2 separate regions of the Homo sapiens genome follow, and region 2 is linked to region 1. Evidence: chromatin contacts called from ENCODE Hi-C or POLR2A ChIA-PET data. All regions are on one chromosome and are shown on one strand. Each heading gives the region's core, a stretch centred on a gene start or an enhancer-like site at or near the end of the contact. The rest is flanking DNA. Distances are from core to core; before and after follow the strand shown. Region 1 holds the start of SPRYD4 (SPRY domain containing 4). Region 2 holds the start of RBMS2 (RNA binding motif single stranded interacting protein 2).

Evidence for each region. A loop is a pair of places that touch in the nucleus more often than their neighbours do. ChIA-PET counts read pairs that join two places held with the same protein, here RNA polymerase II (POLR2A). Pooled maps may share reads with other maps.
Region 2: a loop to region 1 is called in a pooled map, with 2.4 times the contacts of the local background. The contact joins the promoter of RBMS2 here to the promoter of SPRYD4 in region 1. A Hi-C loop is called at or near these places in 1 of 168 maps with a recorded cell type or tissue (astrocyte of the cerebellum) and 1 of 50 pooled maps. POLR2A ChIA-PET finds 5 or more read pairs at or near these places in 5 of 52 experiments (GM12878, K562, WTC11 and 2 more).

What each region holds. Positions count from the first base shown.
Region 1 is chr12:56,466,007-56,472,738 of GRCh38, forward strand. SPRYD4 (SPRY domain containing 4) reads left to right here and starts at 2,572. Exons shown (of 2, transcript NM_207344.4): 1 at 2,572-2,670; 2 at 3,033-6,732. The coding sequence starts at 2,586. The coding sequence ends at 3,571. It overlaps GLS2 (glutaminase 2), which reads right to left. Exons shown (of 18, transcript NM_013267.4): 15 at 6,684-6,732; 16 at 6,113-6,189; 17 at 5,767-5,830; 18 at 4,946-5,637. The coding sequence ends at 5,481. RefSeq lists enhancers at 2,240-2,309, 2,320-2,499, 2,820-2,869, 3,290-3,419.
Region 2 is chr12:56,518,308-56,525,039 of GRCh38, forward strand. It overlaps RBMS2 (RNA binding motif single stranded interacting protein 2), which reads left to right and starts at 3,513. Exons shown (of 14, transcript NM_002898.4): 1 at 3,513-3,782. The coding sequence starts at 3,717. RefSeq lists an enhancer at 3,948-4,691.

The DNA.
Region 1 (6,732 bases), core at 1,322-3,821:
CATGTAAAGCCTTGTGACCATGTAAGGGAATTTGAGGCAGGCACATTAACAGATTTAAGCAGGGAGGTTGCATGTCTGACTGTAATGCCGACATTGAATTAGAAGCAGACAGATAGAAGCTGGCAGATCAGCTTAGAAGCTACTCACATTTCTACATTGAAATGAGAAAGCCTTGTCCAGGCGCGGTGGCTCATGCCTGTAATCCCAGAACTTTGGGAGGCAGAGGCGGGCAGATCACCTGAGGTCAGGAGTTTGAGACAAGCCTGGCCAACATGGCAAAACCCTGTCTCTACTAAAAATACAAAAATTAGCAGGGCGTGGTGGTGGGCGCCTGTAGTCCCAACTACTTAGGAGGCTGAGGCAGGAGAATTGCTTGAACCTGGGCAGTGGAGGTTGCAGTGAGCCGAGATTCTGCCACTGCACTCCAGCCTGGGTGACAGAGTGAGACTCAGTCTCAATAAAAAAAATAATAAAATAAAATAAATAAATAAAAGAAATGAGAAAGCCTTAAGGCCAAGGATGACAGTGGCCTGAACTAGGGCCATGTGCATCATTCAAGGCAGTTACCACTCTGGGAGAGGAGGAAGAATTTTTGGTTAGTTATTTAGGCTTTTAAATATCTAGGCCAGAAGCCAGGTGTGGTGGCTCACACCTGTAATCCCAGCACTTTGGGAAGCTAAGGTGGGTGGATCACTTGAGGTCAGGAGTTCGAGACCAGCCTGGCCAACATGGTGAAACCCTGTCTCTACTAAAAATACAAAAATTAGGCCAGGTGCAGTGGCTCACGTCTGTAATCCCAGCACTTTGGGAGGCTGAGATGGGTGGATCACCTGAGGTCAGGAGTTTGAGACCAGCCTGACCAATATGGTGAAACCCGTCTCTACTAAAAATACAAAAATTAGCCGGACGTAGTGGCATGCGCCTGTAGTCCCAGCTACTCAGGAGGCTGAGACAAGAGAATTGCTTGAACCCGGGAGGCGGAGGTTACAGTGAGCCAAGGTTGCGCCACTGCACTCCAGCCTGGGCAACAGAGTGAGACTCAGTCTCAAAAAAAAATTAGCCAGGTGTGGTTGGTGGGCATCTGTAATTCCAGCTACTCAGGAGGCTGAGACAGGAAAATTGCTTGAACTCCAGAGGCAGAGGCTGCAGTTAGCCAAGATCAAACCACTGCACTCCAGCCTGGGTGATAGAGTGACACTCCGTCTCAGAATATACATTTTAAAAATATATATCTAAAATCCTTTTTTGAGGGGTAGGAGGATGGAGGTGGGATGTATGTTGCTATTGCACTGGCCAGCAGAACCTTGAGAAGTGGACTGATTAAAAAAATGTAGGCCTGGCATAGTGGCTAACACCTGTAATCACAGCACTTTGGGAGGCAAAGGTGGGAGGATGGCTTGAGCCCGAGAATTCGAGAACAACTTGGTCAACAAAGCGAAACCCCCGTTTCTACAAAAAAGTTAACGGGGCATGGTGCGTGCACATGTGGTCCCAGCTACATGGGAGGCTGAAGCAGGAAGATCGCTTGTGCCTCGGAGATGAAGGTTGCAGTGAGCTGTGTTTGCGCCACTGTGCTGCATGCAGCCTGGGTGACAGAATGAGACCCTGTCTCAAAAAATAAAATAAAATGGAATGCAGATCGAAATGTTCAATATAGGCTGTCCATAATCTCCTACCTCATACCCTGAACCAAAATATTGCTACTCTTGGTTAAGTTCAGAAAACTGAATGCTGAGTTAAACCATCCGTTCCTAGCCTTGAACATACAAAACCAACATTAACAGTATTTATGTATTTACTATTAATTATAAACAACTGTGAATTACCCAATGGTTGCTATTTGCCAATATATATCTAGATTAATTATTATTATTTTTTGAGATGGAGTCTTGCTCTGTCACCAGGCTGGAGTGCAGTGGCAGAATCTCGGCTCACTGCAACCTCCCACTCCCTGGTTCAAGCGATTCTCCTGCCTCAGCCTCCCGGGTAGCTGGGATTACAGGCGCGCGCCACCACGCCCGGCTAATTTTTGTACTTTTGGTAGAGGCGGGGTTTCACCATATTGGCCAGGATGGTCTTGATCTCCTGACCTCGTGATCCGCCTGCCTCGGCCTCCCAAAGTGCTGAGATTGCAGGCGTGAGCCACCGCGCCCGGCCTAGATTATTCTCACTTAATTATTACTAAGGTCTGTATATAATTTCTATTTTATAAATTAGAACACTAAGGCTCAGAAAAGTGGAGTGAGTTGCCCAAACTCACACAGTGAAGCCGGGATCAAAGCTAATTACAGTACTGTCTAATTTTAAAATCTATACTTCTAAGCATCTGGCTACACTATATCTCTAAAAGTTTTACGTAGTTCAAATGTGAGCAGCGTTCGTCTACGCAGAAAAACTGAATAAGCAGCATTAACCGCGGGCAGAAACAGAACAGAAACCACTACCTTGGCGGCCGCCCGCCCCCGGGCGTCGCCTACGTCATAACACTGCGCGGCCGCCCCTCGCGCACCACGTGCTAGGGGAGCGGGCGGGCAGATGGCTGTGTCTGTAAGCGGGAGGCGTGCCCGGTTCATCCAAGGCGCAAGATGGCGCTGCTTTTTGCACGTTCTTTGCGCTTGTGCCGCTGGGGAGCCAAACGATTGGGAGTTGCCTCCACAGAGGCCCAGAGAGGTAGGATTATCTCTTTTTACTCTTTTACCTCCAGAATGGCTGCCGTCTATTATTCCCAGACCCCACTCCGAGAAGCAACTCCAACCCTCTCGGGTCTTTTCCTTCCCCACCTGCCTTGGTCTTAAGATTCCAAACCTGTGATACCATTTGGTTTCTTTAAATTCCGGGACTTACTCAATCCGAGTTTTTCAGCTCCGTGAGCTATCCGTAGTAAAGCGACCTCGCGACTCTCTTGCCCGCTTGGCATTCTGACTCTTCCCTAGTTGCTCGTGTATCATGGCTGCCTGCCTCATATCTGAATATATCACCAGCCCTAGGGTTCTAGCCCCTGTTATTATCCCGTCTTTTTGCTCTGCCCGCAGGCGTCAGTTTCAAACTGGAAGAAAAAACCGCCCACAGCAGCCTGGCACTCTTCAGAGATGATACGGGTGTCAAATATGGCTTGGTGGGATTGGAGCCCACCAAGGTGGCCTTGAATGTGGAGCGCTTCCGGGAGTGGGCAGTGGTGCTGGCAGACACAGCGGTCACCAGTGGCAGACACTACTGGGAAGTGACAGTGAAGCGCTCCCAGCAGTTCCGGATAGGAGTGGCAGATGTGGACATGTCCCGGGATAGCTGCATTGGTGTTGATGATCGTTCCTGGGTGTTCACCTATGCCCAGCGCAAGTGGTACACCATGTTGGCCAACGAGAAAGCCCCAGTTGAGGGTATTGGGCAGCCAGAGAAGGTGGGGCTGTTGCTGGAGTATGAGGCCCAGAAGCTGAGCCTGGTGGATGTGAGCCAGGTCTCTGTGGTTCACACGCTACAGACAGATTTCCGGGGTCCAGTGGTGCCTGCCTTTGCTCTCTGGGATGGGGAGCTGCTGACCCATTCAGGGCTTGAGGTGCCCGAGGGCCTCTAGTATGTCCATTACTGGAGTCCCTAATCACGCCTTTGGCCAGCCTCCTTTTGAAAGTGTCCGAAGCCTTTTTACTTTGCCTCAAGCAACCTCTAGCTCCCACAATTCAGTGTTGGGTCCTCTGTGCAATATCATGATCATCTTCCTCATCCCCTACCTTGTGAAAGCTAGGCATACAGCCAAACCCTCCTTTTCCCCACCCACCAACTACTGCCAATTTCCTAGGCTACCATGGGTGTATCTTCCTTGACCTGCTTCCTTCAGTCCCTCTGCCTCCCTTTGCCCAGGCCTTTCTCAGACTGTATTCCATCCTGGGGTCTTATCATTCAGCTTTGTTTGAATTTATTAATCACCATGATACCTCTCCCTCCCTTTGTCCACATGTAACTTGTTCTTGGGGCTCTACCAGATGGCTGAAGAGTAAATCCTTTCTACCTCTGGCTGAAGGAGTGGTGCAGTCAATGACTTGGCCCTTTTTCTACAGCACATTTAGAGTTTGGGCTCTGGCTCCCTCAGTAAGTGCTTTATTAACTCAGTGTGTCAAAATGAAAACAGAGCCCTCCTTCCCCAGTAGCTCAGTGCCACAGACCTTCAGCCCCACACAGCTGTAGCTATCCTTACCCTGAGTCCATCTACCTTAAATCTGTACCTCTGACACCCAGCCAGTCTGTCATAATCATTATCCCAGTTATAACCTTGACCAAAGGGGAAGAGAGACACTTGGGGGATATCTAGGGGATGAGTGCTAGAAACTATTTATTTATTTTTGAGACAGAGTCTCACTCTGTCACCCAGGCTGGAGTGCAGTGGCATGATCTTGGCTCACTGCAAACTCTGCCTTTTGGGTTCAAGCGACTCTCGTGCCTCAGCCTCCTGAGTAGCTAGGATTACAGGTGTGTGCCACCATGCCCGTCTCATTTTTATATTTTTAGTAGAGATGGGGTTTTGCCATATTGGCCAGGCTGGTCTCGAACTCCTGGCCTCATGTGATCAGCCCACCTTGGCCTCCCAAAGTGCTGGGATTTCAGGCGTGAGCCACCACACCCGGCCAAAACTGTTTATTCTTGAGAAGTTCCATCTTCATTTCTGCCACAGTTGGAACTTCCCGAGGAAGGAAGGAGGCCTGAGGTTTTGCACAATCTGTTTCAGAGCCTGTTTAGACTCAAACCTATGCTTCCCTTGGCAGCAGAATACACTTAACCTAAAGCAGTATTTGGAGTTGAGAAAAACCTGGTGGGGTAAGTGAATATGTACTGTTTGGTAGGGTAGGTAGAGAAGCTGTGCTTTGACCCTGTGATTCCATCTTTTTCTACCTTCTATGATGGTGATGAAGCTAGATACCCCTAGGGAAGAAAGAAGGACTGGGTTTAGCAAAAATGATTTGGTAATTAAAGTTTATTTGAACACAAAATACTTTCTCTGTCTATAAAATTGGCTGTTAGCAGTAGCAGCAGCATGTCCTGGCCAAGGGGAGTAGATTTCTCCAGACTACTAAAGCCATGTATATAGCCATTCCCACTTCCCATATTCTGTGGATATGTACATGTGCATGGTAGCTAGAGTCCCTCCACCAGAGTATCTCTCTCATGATGGTTTCTTCAGGGAGAGGAAGAGGAGACCTGGGTGAAGAGCTGGGATGGTTTTGAGTGGGGCAAGCCATTAGGCTGTACCTTGAAGCCCAGTCTCTCTGGATAGCTGTACTGCAGGTGTCCTCTGAGGCCCTTCTCTGTACTCTGTCTGCTGAGGGAATGGGGTATTTTGACTCCCATAGAAAGCACTAGCCTAAGTCACCAAATGACTGCTTGGTCCCCACTGAAGCAGTGTAGCTCTCCATAGTATTTTTGGTGGTTATGGATTACATGTGTGGCCAGCTCATGCTTTTTCTTGAGCAGGGGCTGTCCATGACCTGTGCTCATACCATGCTTTCTAAGTTCTCTTTGGACAGGGCCTCAGCTGCTGCCTCAGCCTGAGTTTCAGAGAGTGTGTAGGAGTCCTGGTAATCTTGAAGCAGTTTGACCACCTCCAGATGGTTGAACTGCACAGCATCATCCAGGGGAATGTTGCCCCACCTGAGAGGAATAATGATATGATCAGGCAAAGGAGACGTGGAGAGTGGTGGTTGTATATATTTGCATGGTGGCTGGAGGGTAGGTGGAGAAGCTGTGCCCACCCTCCTCCACTTTTAGCCTATTCCTCACCTGTCCTTGGCAAAAGGATTCACTTTGCAAGCCTCGATCAGGAATTTAACAACTTCGATGTGTCCTAGGAATATGGGCAGAAGGAAAATGAGAAGGCGCAGGTCTTGAACCCTTTGGTGCAGACACTTAGCCACTGAAGTCTTTACCAAGAGGGGAGGGGAAAAGGCCTCTTCCCATTTTGTACCCTGCAGCACTCAGTCATAGTCTAGCTGCAAACCGAAGGGTGTCTAGATAAAACTAGTTGCTGCCCCTATAACCTTGAGGGCACATATAATGAAGGTACTTTTGGTGAAAAAGAAAGGGTCTTATGATTACCCTCCTCCTCCCCTCCTTAACCCTTCAGTACCTTCAGCTGCAGCAACATGCAGAGCTGTGCGCGAGTCATAGTCTTTCTGTTCCATATCCATGGCTGACAAGGCAAACCTGAGGGTAGTGGGAAAGCAGCTAGAGTTGCCTAGATCAGACTGGAATCACAGGTGTTCTTTGTGAACTGGTGTCAGACTGGATGAGTTTCAGAGAAAGTGAAACAGCCTATAGCCAGATTTGTTGGCTCTGAATAATCTTTTTTCCATATCCAGATGAGACTGTTATACTCATATTAGAGAGATGGGAATGTGATCCTTCCAGAAATATCACTCACTGCCTACCTGTGGTAAGTGCCCATTTGAGGCAGGGTACCTACTTCCTAGGACACTGCTCTTAACACTCAATAACAATGGCTAACATTAATTATCATAGAGCAGACAGTTTACTTTTTTTAAAAAAAATCTCCTTTTTTAAAAAAATTTCATTTAAATGCAATCTATATCCATTCTAATTCCAAAGCTGAAGCACTTAACTATTTTGTTACGCTGCCTCCTAGTAAAATCTCTGACCAGGAGTATTTTATTGTGTATATTTGGTCACAGTAGCATTACCTTCGAAGAGCTGAGACATCGCCACTATAGGCAGCAAATAACAGGTTGA
Region 2 (6,732 bases), core at 2,263-4,762, 53 kb after region 1:
CCCAGGCTCAGATGGCTCTCCCAACTCAGCCTCCTGAGGAGTTGGGACTACAGATATGCACTACCATGCCTGGCTAGTTTTTTGTATTTTTAGCAGAAATGGGGTTTTGCCATGTTGCCCACATTGGTCTTGAACTCCTGGACTGAAGCAATCTGCCCACCTCAGCCTCCCAAAGTGCTGGGACATTTTTCAGCTACATTTTGGGGTTGACCTAGCCCCTACTCCTTCACCTTGGACACTTGTTTAAAAGAGTTGTTTTTCTGGAGAAATCACAAACAAGCCTATATTGAATCAGGTACAAATGTCTCTTCCCCAAAGAAGTTACAGATAACTCTCATTTTGCTTTTTTCCCTTCAAAACAATTCCTGAGTGCTGGGTTCATGAGAACCAAGAATTAGAGAGGCATTGACTAAATCTGGAAAAATGTGGGCAATGTAATGGGCAAAGCAGAAGGGCGTCAAAGTAAATACACTGGAGGAAGTAGGATTCTTCCTCCTCCCGTATACTTCCTGAATCTAACCACAGAACACCATTACCTTCCCCATCATTTCCACAGAATTCCATAACTCCTTTACAAATATACTCACCTGTAATGCCAGCAGTTTTGGAGACTGAGGTGGGCAAATTGCTTGAGCTGAGGAATTCAAGACCAGCCTGGGCAACATGATGAAACCCCGTCTCTACCAAAAAAAAAAAAATTACAAAAGTTAGCCAGGTGTGGTGGTGCATGCCTGTAGTCCCAGCTACAGGGTGGGGAGGGGTGGGATGGGTGTGAGGATCACCTGAACCTGGGGAAGTCAAAGCTGCCTGTTGTGAGCCGTGATTGTGCTACTGCACTCCAGCCTAGGTGACAGAGTGAGACCCTGTCATAAAAAAAAATATATGTTTATAATACATATACTCACCAGAATGAAGGATTTAGTTTCCAGTTTTGTTGGTGCTCTTTAACATAATACACCTTTGGCATCAGTTTGCATATCCGGGTCATTTTACTTCTGTGGTCCTAATTTACCAGATTATAAAAATTTAGATTTTTCGGTCGGGTGCCGTGGTTCACACCTGTAATCCCAGCACTTTGGGAGGCCAAGGCGGGTGGATTGCCTGAGGTCAGGAGTTCGAGACCAGACTGGCCAACATGGTGAAACCCCGTCTCCACTAAAAATACAAAAATTAGCTGGGCGTCGTGGCACATGCCTGTAGTACCAGCTACTCAGGAGGCTAAGGCGGGAGAATCGTTTGAACCCGGGAGGCAGAGGTTTCAGTGAGCCAAGATTGCACCACTGCACTCCAGCCTGGCGACAGAGTGAGACTCTGTCTCAGGGGGAAAAAAAAAAAGTAGAAAGAAAAATTAGACTTAAAAAAAAAGTTAAATTGGGTTGATTGCCTTTATGAATCAGGCCTTCAAGAGAAAGGTTTCTGTACCACATTGTTAGGGTAAAGGAGAAGATATCATCCAAGGGCCTAAACAGCAAGGATAAATTGGTTAATGAGAGTCTCTGAGAGCAGAAAAAGGACTTAAAAAAATATATATATATATATATATGGGCCGGGCGCGGTGGCTCACTCCTGTAATCCCAGCACTTTGGGAGGCCAAGGCGGGCAGATCACCTGAGGTCGGGAGTTTGAGACCAGTCTGGCCAACAAGACTACTAAAAATACAAAAAAATTAGCCGGGCATGGTGGCGCATGCCTATAGTCTCAGCTACTCGGGAGGCTGAGGCAGGAGAATCGCTTGAACCCGGGACGCAGAGGTTGCGGTGAGCCAAGATAGCACCACTGCACTCTAGCCTGGGCAACAGAGCAAGACTCTGTCTCAGAAAAAAAAAAAGATATCACTGAGTGATGCCTTCATTTATTTATTTACTGCATTTGGCTGCTGTGTTTCCAGTCTCAGTTGCAATTCCCACACTGAGGCTCTCCCACCCTTCCTGTGTCCCCTGAGCTGAGCAGGCACTTCCTGTCCTATTGGAAATGAAAGTTAGAGATTGGGGGTAGGGTATGTATATTTACTCTGCAGAATACTAATACTGTCTGTTCCATTATCATAGCAAAAAAGTGACACGGAAACTAGAATAGAGACCAGAACTTCATTTGAGGGAGGGTTTGGGCTTAATATTTGTTGTCACAAAACAGACAGGGTTAATTTATATCTCAAGAAACTACTTAGGATGGCAGCAAGGTGGCCTTATGAAGGGATTTGAAGGCTTTCATTTAACATCCCTATTGCACTTGGATTGGTAGGGGTTACTGGATATCATTCTTAAGTTTTTGGTTTCCTTTCTTGTTAAGGTTACGCCTACAAAGACATTCTTTGGAAACTAGTAGAGGTAAGTGTTGCAACTCTATTAGGTTCTTGACTCTGAAATTTGTATTCCTTCCTAAGAATTTTGTGTTTTTATTCTGTTGAAGCATATGCTTCTTAAGTATTTTTTTTTTTTAAACAGCTCAAAGACAACTCAAAGCAGACATCCCAACTGTAGACTTCAATTTAGACATAAACTCCAGGTTTGGTGAGTTACTGTAATTGTTTCAGTTTCATGGATCTTAAAGATGAGGAAATAGCAGGGTAAAGTGTTAAATAAGATAGCCTGCAATTGTTAGAGAAATAACAAGGCACCAAGTTTCATGATATAGTCCAGTCTGATAATTCCTTCTTAAGTATGAACTCATTCCTCGGAGAATCTGAAATAGGAGTGAGGGGCATCAGCCCATTGGTATGACCCAAGAGAAACACATCTAAGGATCTGAAACTAGTTATACCCCATACTCTGTTTTGCTTAGCTCTGCTCTTTGGTGTGTTCCTCTGTTTGTTCCTTTGTACATTAAGATCACTATAAATGGGCCAGGGGTGGTGGCTCATGCCTGTAATCCCAGCACTTTGGGAGGTTGAGTGGGTGGATCACTTGAGGTCAGGAGTTCGAGACCAGCCTGGCCAAGATGGCGAAACCCCGTCCCTACTAAAAAATACAAAAATCAGCTGGGTGTGGTGGTGGTCACCTGTAATCCCAGCTACTCGAGAGGCTGAGGCAGGAGAATTGCGGAAGGTGGAGGTTGCAGTGAGCCGGATCCGGGATTGCACCACTGCACTTCAGCCTGGGTGACAGACTAAAACTCTGTCTCAAAAAAAAAAAAAAAAAATCACTGTAAGTGTAAAGTAGGGGAAGCCCTGAGCTTATCTCACACACTCTAACTCTGTTTTTTTTTTTTTTTTTTTTTGCGTGTTCTCCAAGGCAATGTCTCAGGAGCCCCTTTAAAATCAAGCTTGAAATCTTATAGCTGAGATCTAAGGGTGGAAATAAAGCCCTCATTGTCTTTATATGAGAATCGGAACTTGTTCATAGAGGAAAGGGGATAAATTTGAAAGGGGTTAGACCTAAGAACTCTTCTTTCTAGCTTTAACTCCTGAGACTATGAAAAACAAACAAAAAAAAACATCTTGGGCATTAGGACCCAGTGGAAGTGCCTCTGCCTCATTCAGACTCTGTTAACTTCTCTCAGTGACGTAAAGGAGCAGCCCGAGCTCATTCTCTGCCCGCAGCCCCCCTTCATCTCTCTCCTCCTGCTCCTTTTCTCCTCCTTTCTCCTCCCCCTCCCTTTTTTCCTCCCTCCCTCTCCCCCTTTCCCTCGCTCCCCTCCTCCCTCCCTCCCCGTCTTTCTTACCCCCTCCCTTTCTCTCTCTCTCTCTCTCTCGCTCGTTCCCTAACATTAAAGAGAAAATGCTGCTATCCGTGACTTCCAGGCCCGGGATTTCGACTTTTGGCTACAATAGAAACAACAAGAAGGTAGGGAAAAGCGCTTTTTTGGTATCTAGCTACTTCTTTTTCTGGGGATCTTGCAATGCCCTTGGTTTTTACATTCTTTTTAAAGAGGGGAAGGGGCTTCCTCTCTCAAGATTCCTAATTCCTCACCGCGCTTCTCCCTTTTCCACTACTGCTTTCTGCATCTTTCCTCAACTGGTTCTGGAGTTCAGGGAACTTTCAGTCTCTGCGAGGCCTGAAAAGACAGGGGAATTAAAAACAAATCAAGCTTGCAAGTTTGTATCCTTATGAAATGAAGTTAGTTTGACTTCCTGCTGATGTATCAATCTCCACAAGGATAATATGTCATTTCAGACCCTGTCCCCCAGTCCACCCCACCCCACAAGATTATTTTATTTTTTGATTAACTGTTTCCATTCTCTCCCCAACCTTCCCTCCTACCCATACCACCAGTAGTATTAGATAGCTGAAATCATAGATAGTCAGAGAAACCACAACAGTTTATCAAGAGCTGGGTATACTCTTCTAGACTACAGATCCTACCCCACCCAGCCTATAGAGAAGGAGTCTTGAGAGACATCGCACCTTGGGATTAAGGCACAGAGCGCTGTGATACTTTGGATCTTGTATTTGAACTGATACTTGGACCTCTGCAGATAGCCAGACTTTGCAGTGATCCTAGGAGTCTTTATGATTAACCCATGGCTGCCAGAGAATTGTGCTGTCCTTGGGCACATGGGGAGAGATGGACAATCTTGTCCATATTTGACAAGGAATATATTTGGCAGTTTCTGGCATTTCAGGGCGCACAGCATACTGATTAGGAGGAATTTCATGCTGTAGCAGGAAGAAGACTCTTTACCCTCTCTTTGTGTTGTAGCTGTTCTTTGAAGAAAAAATGTGACATAGACATTTAGGGAATCTTTTGCTCATCTAATGGAATGTTGGAGGGTGAGGAACGATTCCTGCTGCTTTCTCATGTACCTAATGAGACCATTAGAGGTGGATTTAAACACAAGTGTCTGATCAATGCAGTGGGTAAATGTTTAGACCCAAAACACTTAATGTTGATTTATGGGCTTAGTCTGTGTGGTACTCATTTTGTTTATATCCTGAAGAAATATGGGTAGAGGGGAGAGGAAATGGGGAGCTATAGGTCAGAGGATACAAAGTAGTAGATATGTAGGATGAACAAATCCTGAGATCCAATGTACAACATGAGGACTATAGATGATAAAGTTGTACTGTATATGGGATTCATGCTAAATGAGCAGACTTTAGCTCCTCTTGCCACAAAAAGAAACAAAAGGGACAATTATGTGGGATGATTAATTTACTTCACTATAGTAACCTTTCTACTATCTATATGTATCCCGTAACATGTTGTATACCTTAAATATACACAATAAAATTTACTTTAAAAAAGAAATGAGGCTGGGCATGGTGGCTTATGCCTGTAATCCCAGCACTTGGGAGGCCAAGGTGGGTGGATCACTTGAGGTCAGGAGTTCGAGACCAGCCTGGTCAACATGGTGAAACCCCAAATTAGCTGGGCTTGGTGGCACGCGCCTGTAATCCCAGCTACTCAGGAGGCTGAAGCAGGAGAATCACTTGAACCTGGGGGACAGAGGTTGCAATGAGCCAGGATTGTGCCACTGCACTCCAGCCTGGGTGACAGAGCAAGACTCCATCTCAAAAAGAAATGAAATATGAGTTTATACACATTTGTTGGTTATCAATATATGTTTATATGTACATATACTGACATCCCTTTATCAAATATATGTATAGATAATACATTATATATTATACGTATATATTTGAAAGGGAAATATTTCACATGTCTTTATTCTTTTCAAACCTTGTAGAGTACCATGTGAAAATTTCTTTCCTGATTTTTTTCCCTCCTAGTTCTCTCAGGTTACCCAGAACTCATTAAAATAAAATGAATTCCCAAAATGAATTGCTTCCCTATTAGAGGTTTCACGTATTTGAAGCTATCTAAAAATCTCTTTTTGCTCTCTGCTCCCTCTCCCACCTTGGAGTATAGGAAAAAGTTAATTAGCTTCTAAATCTAGGATAGTATAGGGGACAAGAGGTATGGTTGTGGGTTTGGGTTGAAATCTCTTAGTAAGGTTTGACAATTCAGGAATTGTTGGAATTGGTTGGGGAGGATAGGTAGATACATAATTACTAATTACTAATGTATTTGTCAATTCTTTGGGTTCTTATAAGTCAATGTTATGATCAGATGTAAGGATGCTGTATCTGTGCATCACTCTGTGGCCATGCATATGACTCCTTTTGTGCCTATATAAGTTTGTGAACGTGGAGGGTTTTCATATTTTTATTTTTACTTTTTTTTTTTTTGAGATGGAGTCTCGCTCTGTCACCCAGGCTGGAGTGCAGTGGTGTGATCTCAGCTCACTGCAGCCTCCGCCTCCCAGGTTCAAGCAATTCTGCCTCAGCCTCACAAGTAGCTGGAACTACAGGAGTGCCACCACACCCGGACAATTTTTTTGTGTTCTTAGTAGAGACGGGGTTTCACCATGTTGGCCAGGCTGGTCTCAAACTCCTGACCTCAAGTGATCTGCCCTGCCTTGGACTCCCAAAGTGCTGAGATTATACTTTGAGTCACCAAGCCTGGCCCATATTTTTATTTATTTATTTGAGATGGAGTCTTGCTCTGTCGCGCCCAGGCTGGAATGCAGTGGCGTGATTTCGGCTCACTGCAACCTCCGCCTCCTGGGTTCAAGTGATTCTCCTGCCTCAGCTTTCTGACTAGTTGGGATTACAGGTGCCCGCCACCACGCCCAGCTAATTTTTTTGTATTTTTAGTAGAGACGGGGTTTCATCATGTTGGTCAGGCTGGTCTTGAACTCCTGACCTCAGGTAATCTGCCTGCCTCGGCCTCCCAAAGTGCTGGGATTACAGGCATGAGCCACTGCGCCTGGCCCCATATTTTTATTTTTAT